Regions from separate parts of the Homo sapiens genome. Here region 2 is linked to region 1. Evidence: read pairs that join two places in POLR2A ChIA-PET (ENCODE). Cell type or tissue: IMR-90. All regions are shown on one strand. Links, peaks and the distances in the headings refer to the core of each region. The heading gives the core; the rest is flanking DNA. Region 1 overlaps VEGFC (vascular endothelial growth factor C). Region 2 overlaps LOC105377557 (a long non-coding RNA gene).

The links. ChIA-PET counts read pairs that join two places held together with the same protein. Peaks named below come from ENCODE experiments on the same cell type or tissue, not always from the same donor. Only the 100,000 strongest peaks of a DNase experiment are listed, where the experiment ranks them.
Region 2: POLR2A ChIA-PET joins it to region 1 with 14 read pairs; 2 of 35 experiments call an interaction of 5 or more read pairs at or near these places.

Annotation. Positions count from the first base shown.
Region 1 is chr4:176,783,625-176,786,548 of GRCh38, forward strand. The region is part of intron 1 of VEGFC (vascular endothelial growth factor C); the gene reads right to left. Among named protein-coding and RNA genes, the nearest start is that of VEGFC, 7.8 kb to the right of the region's middle. In IMR-90, for the core only: no CTCF peak of the experiment used is centred there; a DNase peak (open chromatin) is centred at 1,407; H3K27ac peaks cover 51 bases.
Region 2 is chr4:177,229,643-177,232,566 of GRCh38, forward strand. The region is part of intron 1 of LOC105377557 (a long non-coding RNA gene); the gene reads right to left. Among named protein-coding and RNA genes, the nearest start is that of NEIL3, 79 kb to the right of the region's middle. In IMR-90, for the core only: no CTCF peak of the experiment used is centred there; no DNase peak of the experiment used is centred there.

The DNA.
Region 1 (2,924 bases), core at 106-2,605:
CAGCATCATCCCAGATTCTTTGGTTTGGTGTGGTCTATGGACACCTGTGCTGCCCTCCAGGAGAGGAACAAACCCCGGCACCCAGGGGAAGTGGGAACATATTATAGGCAGAACTACAGTATGTAGCCTCCAGACACTGAATGATTAAACACCCTGCATTTCCTTCACCTGTTTCAAAATCAAACATCAGTATTATATCCTCTTGCTATATTTTAGAAATTGGGAAAATTGTCAGTAATTTATAATTTTAAAAATTTAATAAATTAGTTGCAAGGTGCTGAAGAATCACAGTTATGTCATATGTCTAGGACATAGTACTTACATGCTATATTCTTTGTTTGTTTTCTGATCATGAAGACTATCTATTTAACACAAATTTACAGAAAGCTTACTATATGCCAATCATGGTTCCAAGGGCTTTATATGTATGCACATGCTGTTTTTTTTTTTTTTTTTTTGAAACAGAGTCTCACTCTGTTGCCCAGGCTGGAGTGCAGTGGGGTGATCTCAGCTCACTCACTGCAACCTCCGCCTCCTGGGCTCAAGCCATCTTCTCACCTCAGCCTCCAGAGTAGCTGTGAATACAGGCACGTGTCACCATGCCCAGTTAATTTTTCTATTTTTTGTAGAGATAGGGTTTTCCCCATGTTGCTCAGGCTGGTCTCAAACTCCTGGGTTCAAGTGATCTACCTGACTCAGACTCCCAAAGTGCTGGGATTACAGACGTGAGCCACCACACCTGGCCTATATACACATTCTTATCCTCAAAACAACCTGATTAAGCAGGCATTAATTATATTCTACATTTTGGAAGAGGACTTTTAAAAGGATAAAGTAACTAGGCTGGGCGTGGTGGTTCACACCTGTAATCCCAGCACTTTGGGAGGCCGAGGCGGGCAGATCACGAGGTCAGGAGATTGAGACCATTCTGGCTAACATGGTCAAACCCCGTCTCTACTAAAAAAATATAAAAAAAAAATTAGCTGGGTGTGGTGGTGGGCACCTGTAGTTCCAGCTACTCAGGAGGCTGAGGCAGGAGAATGGCGTGAACCTGGGAGGCGGAGCTTGCAGTGAGCTGAGATAGCACCACTGCATTCCATCCAGCCTGGGCTACAGAGCCAGAGTCTGTCTCAAAAAAAAAAAAAAAAAAAAAAAGATAAAGTAACTAAATACACAAAACAGACACAAAGAAAAAGAAAAAATTAAAAATTAAAAATTAGCATCTACTCATTGTGCTACAAAGAAGCAGAGAGAAACTAAGTAACTTGTCCAAGGTCACACAGGTACTAAGAGGCATCCTCAGGACATGAATACAGAAAGGCATGTCCATACCCTGTGCTCTTATCCACTGCACTGCATCTCTAAACAAGTTACGTCACTGACACAAGCAACAGTTATGTGACTGAAACAAGCAGAAATATTGGCAGTGAGTTCTTCCAGGCGCTATCACAGGCAGTGTAAACAGAGTGCATAGGTTCTGCAGTTAGCAAAATAGCTAGCTTTGATCCCAGCCTTTATCACTTATGACTGCATACTTTACTATTGCATAAAAGTAAGAGAAAATGGTAATTTAGGGATGAAGTTTTAGGTAAATTAAATTACAAAATAAATGTCTAAATAGAAACCTTTCAACTATAGAAGTCAAACCACATCTTTCTGGTCTACCCCAAAATATACATCTTTCCACCTGTCCAAATGAGGACAGGTTGAAGCCAAACTTCTTTAGAAGTGAGTCTTTTAAACTTGTAAGTATTACCTTTTACACAAAGTTGTGCATTTGAATATTTCCTCTTTCAGTATGTCCTTTCTCTAGTAGGTGGCATCTCTTGAGTTTGAGTAAATTATTCCACCATATTTAAAAAAACCTTTTATAAGAACAGCCAAAGTATTTATATTGTTTATTTGGTAGTTTACCCACCTCCTCACATCCCCACTCCCACCTTTCTGGTCTCATTTTTAGCAGATTTTAAAAAGCAGGAATTTCCAGGACACTTTAGGGTTCTCTCCTTCTCTTTTTTTTCAATTGCCCACTGACCTACAAATAAATGTGTGTGCAAATATAGAGATTCTAATCTTGTACACTTCTGATTGTCTAAATATTCTATTTCAATGAACTGTCTACAAATTCTTAACCATGCAAGAAAGAACACGTAAGTCACACTTGGCAGTCTGAAGAACTATTAAGCGGTGTATGCATGAATATGTGTGTGGGGGGTTCTGTGTATGTGTATCTAAGCATGACCACTGTTTACACTGCTTGCTTCGTTTGGAATGCAAACCATAATGGCAGAGATGTCTATTTCTATACTTTTGTAAATGTATCCAGATAGCACAATGATGGGTGCCTACAGTAAGTCAAAAGTAATCACCACTATCATCGCCAGCAATCAGGAGCATATAGAGGAGTTCGAATACCATATATGGGTGGCCACTGTAATGAGAAAGGCAGAGTCACTGCCAGACACTTTAAGAAACCCTGCAGTTGAAAATGGCTTCTGAGAAGCTTCTGAGAAGCTTCTGGTCAGCTTTCTTAGACACTTCTGTGCAACAATGCCAGGTTAAGCTCCTTAAAAACCTCACTTTCAGCATACCACTAAAGAATCTTCATTGGCTCCTGCTGCTTTCAACTCAAACTCAGACTTTCTCTTTGGTTTTCACACTTCCCACCATGCTCCCTTCAGTTTCCCTTAAAGCTCTTGACTTTTGCACCAAAGGGTTTGCTTCTAGTTCCCCAAATATCCCTGACCTTTACTTCCTCTGTACTTTGCTGTCATTCTTCAATATTCAAAACATCCCTCTCTCCCCCATTTCTGTAATTAGCATCTACTCATTTTTAACATTGGGTCTCATATCATTCCACCTTTCCCAGGCCTGCCCATGCAACTCCCAGAAGGCTAGCCAACAACTGGTGGTAACTCACAAGA
Region 2 (2,924 bases), core at 189-2,688, 450 kb after region 1:
GGCAGTGCTGTTAACTTGGCTGGCAAAGTTGATGGGTCAAAAATGTTTTATGTTTTTCTTCTTTTTTCGCACTAAATAAACTCGGTGTAAAAATGTTTTGCTTATAGTGCTCTTCTATTCATTTAACATAAACATTTGTGTATTTTAATTCTGTCTGTTCTAAAATTCTAATTTCTTCTATAAATTAATCAAATATGAAATCTAAGCCAGCAAAGTATGTTAGAGGAACAGTGAGTCAAGTTTTATAAAAATTAGGCAGGTATGGAACAGAGCTTTAAAACTGTATGATATTTGGAGGGAATGGAGTAAGAAACAGAAACCAGTTTTCTGAAGGGTATTTATTGTTATTATTATTAAATAAACACATTATTGCGTGTTCTGTGAGCAGTTCTTTCTTGATAGGAATACTGACAATACCTGTTATATTATTATGAAATTAAACTTATCTCTTTTCAAAAATAAATTCACACACCGTGACCCCAAAGTGTGAAGGATCACAAGATGTGTGACAAAGAATGCATTCAGCAAGGACTGGTAAAGTGCTGGAAACCCCAAGGGACGTGAGTTATATTTCATGGAACTGAGTCTAGGATTTGGAAATTATTTTGCAATTATTTATTGTTGGTCTCGAGAGTGTACGTTTCATGTATTTCTTCCTTTTTACCCAGAATGTAATTTTGCTTGGTGGTGACCATGTGAGAAAAATAGCACTGTGGGAAGCGTTCTTGTGCAGTTTTCACTGTAATCCGATCAATACAATAAACAGTTTGAAAGCTATTCATCATACAAAAATAAACAACTATTAGGTAGCTGTTGGTCCAATGCTCATAAACATGAACAATTTACACAAGAAAGAAAGTATACTAACAGGAAAAAAAAGCCATAGACAAATAACAAATTATCTCCTAAGAAAATGTTTTATTTCGGATCCGCCCCCCACCCCCAACACACATTATATTAAAGCATCAGGAAAAATGGCAGTGAACCAATCATCGTGAATGACTAAAATACAAATTAAAACCTGGGTTAATCATGGGGAAAAATCAGGTAAAAATTAAAGCAGGATTATACTTGGGTTTTCACTAGCAGGGTATTCTAGGATGGAATTATGTATCAGTCACCAATAAGTAGCTCTGGCATGTTCACCCCGTGTTTGCCACCTGAATGTTGTTTGCACCAGACTCACATTTATCATTTTCATGCTTTGATATCAGAAACTGGGAAGTCATACTTGACTCTTATTTTTTTCTTGCTCTATCTCATTCAAGCATCACTTCTAATTTGGCCTCCCTACTATTTCTTACACGTGTTTCTGCTTTTCCGTATCTCCTATCACTTGACTGGTTTACGTTCCATTATATTTTACTTCAATGGCCTCCTTTGATTCTATCTAGCATCTTATCTCCCCTAATTCATTTTGAAACAGCCAAACATCTCCCCAGTAAGATACAAATGTGCGGCCGGGCGCGGTGGCTCACGCCTGTAATCCCAGCACTTTGGGAGGCCGAGGCGGTCGGATCATGAGGTCAGGAGATCCAGACCATCCTGGCTAACACGGTGAAACCCCGTATCTACTAAAAATACAAAAAAAAATTAGCCGGGCGTGGTTGCGGGCGCCTGTAGTCCCAGCTACTCGGGAGGCTGAGGCAGGAGAATGGCTTGAACCCAGGAGGCGGAGCTTGCAGTGAGCCGAGATCACGCCACTGCACTCCAGCCTGGGCGACAGAGCGAGACTCTGTCTCAAAAATAATATTAATTTAAAAAATTAAAAAAATACAAATGTGCAAATGTCAGAGTACCCTTGTTTATGACACTGAAACGACACATGTATAACACTTCCACGATCTGGCCCATGTCATTATCTCTTGCTACTCTATCTCAGACATTAATTTACCAACTTAAAAATACTTGGGCACATATGTGCCAGGCGTTGTGCCATACATTATAGCATCTTCAGAATTTAGCATAGTGTTTTCAACATAAGAAGAACTCAATAAATATTCTACCCTCTAAATATTTCTTGAAGGGACTGTTTCCATTCCATGCACGCTAATACCACCCAGCCCAAGTCAGGGTCTTGTTCGGATACTCACCAGCTTCCTAATTCTAACACCTAACTCTAATCTAATCTCTACTTCCTATGGCCAGAGGGATTAAAATTAAAATTCTGGTCATGTTATTTCCAAACCTAAAATTTTGCAAAGGGTCCCCAATGAATCTATGACAAATTGTAAAATCCTAACCTGATTCATAAGTCCTTACATGTACCTTCCTTCAGGCTTACTCTTAGTCTCTCTTTCTCCCTCTCTACATTCCATTGCTTCTCTTTCTCTTTTCTTTGTTAAATCCTACTTATCCATCAGGTCTCAATTTAAACACCAATTTCTTTGTGTGACAGTCCCTGGCCCTCTTGACTAGGTTAAATTATTTTTCTCTGCATTACCATGGCATCACTTCGTGGAGCTCATCACACTTGTAATTACTTGCTTAATGTCTGTAACTTCCTCAGAGACACTTTCCCTAATCCCCTTGATAAGGGGAAGTATAGGTATCAAGCACTCTCAGAGGTCACTGTATTTCTCTTTAGCATACATCACAGCTCAATAATTGTTTTGTTGAGTTGAATTTCAGATACATCTCCAGTCCTCAGGGAACTTTGAGGCTTGGCTGTACCAGTACCTCTGTTACTCCTAGAAAATTCTTTCTCATTGTTTAAGTCTCAGCTCTCCTGTCAGCAACCCCAGGAGCCTTTGCTCATCGAACTTCACATCACTCCCAAGCTGAATTCGATCTCTCTCCTCCATACTCACATCCTACCTTATGTACATTTCTGTCATTGCACTTGCCAGAATCTACTTCAGTTATCTGTTTATGGGTCTGTCTTCCTGGAAAGTAGTTTCCTTGAGATAAGGGATGATATCTTA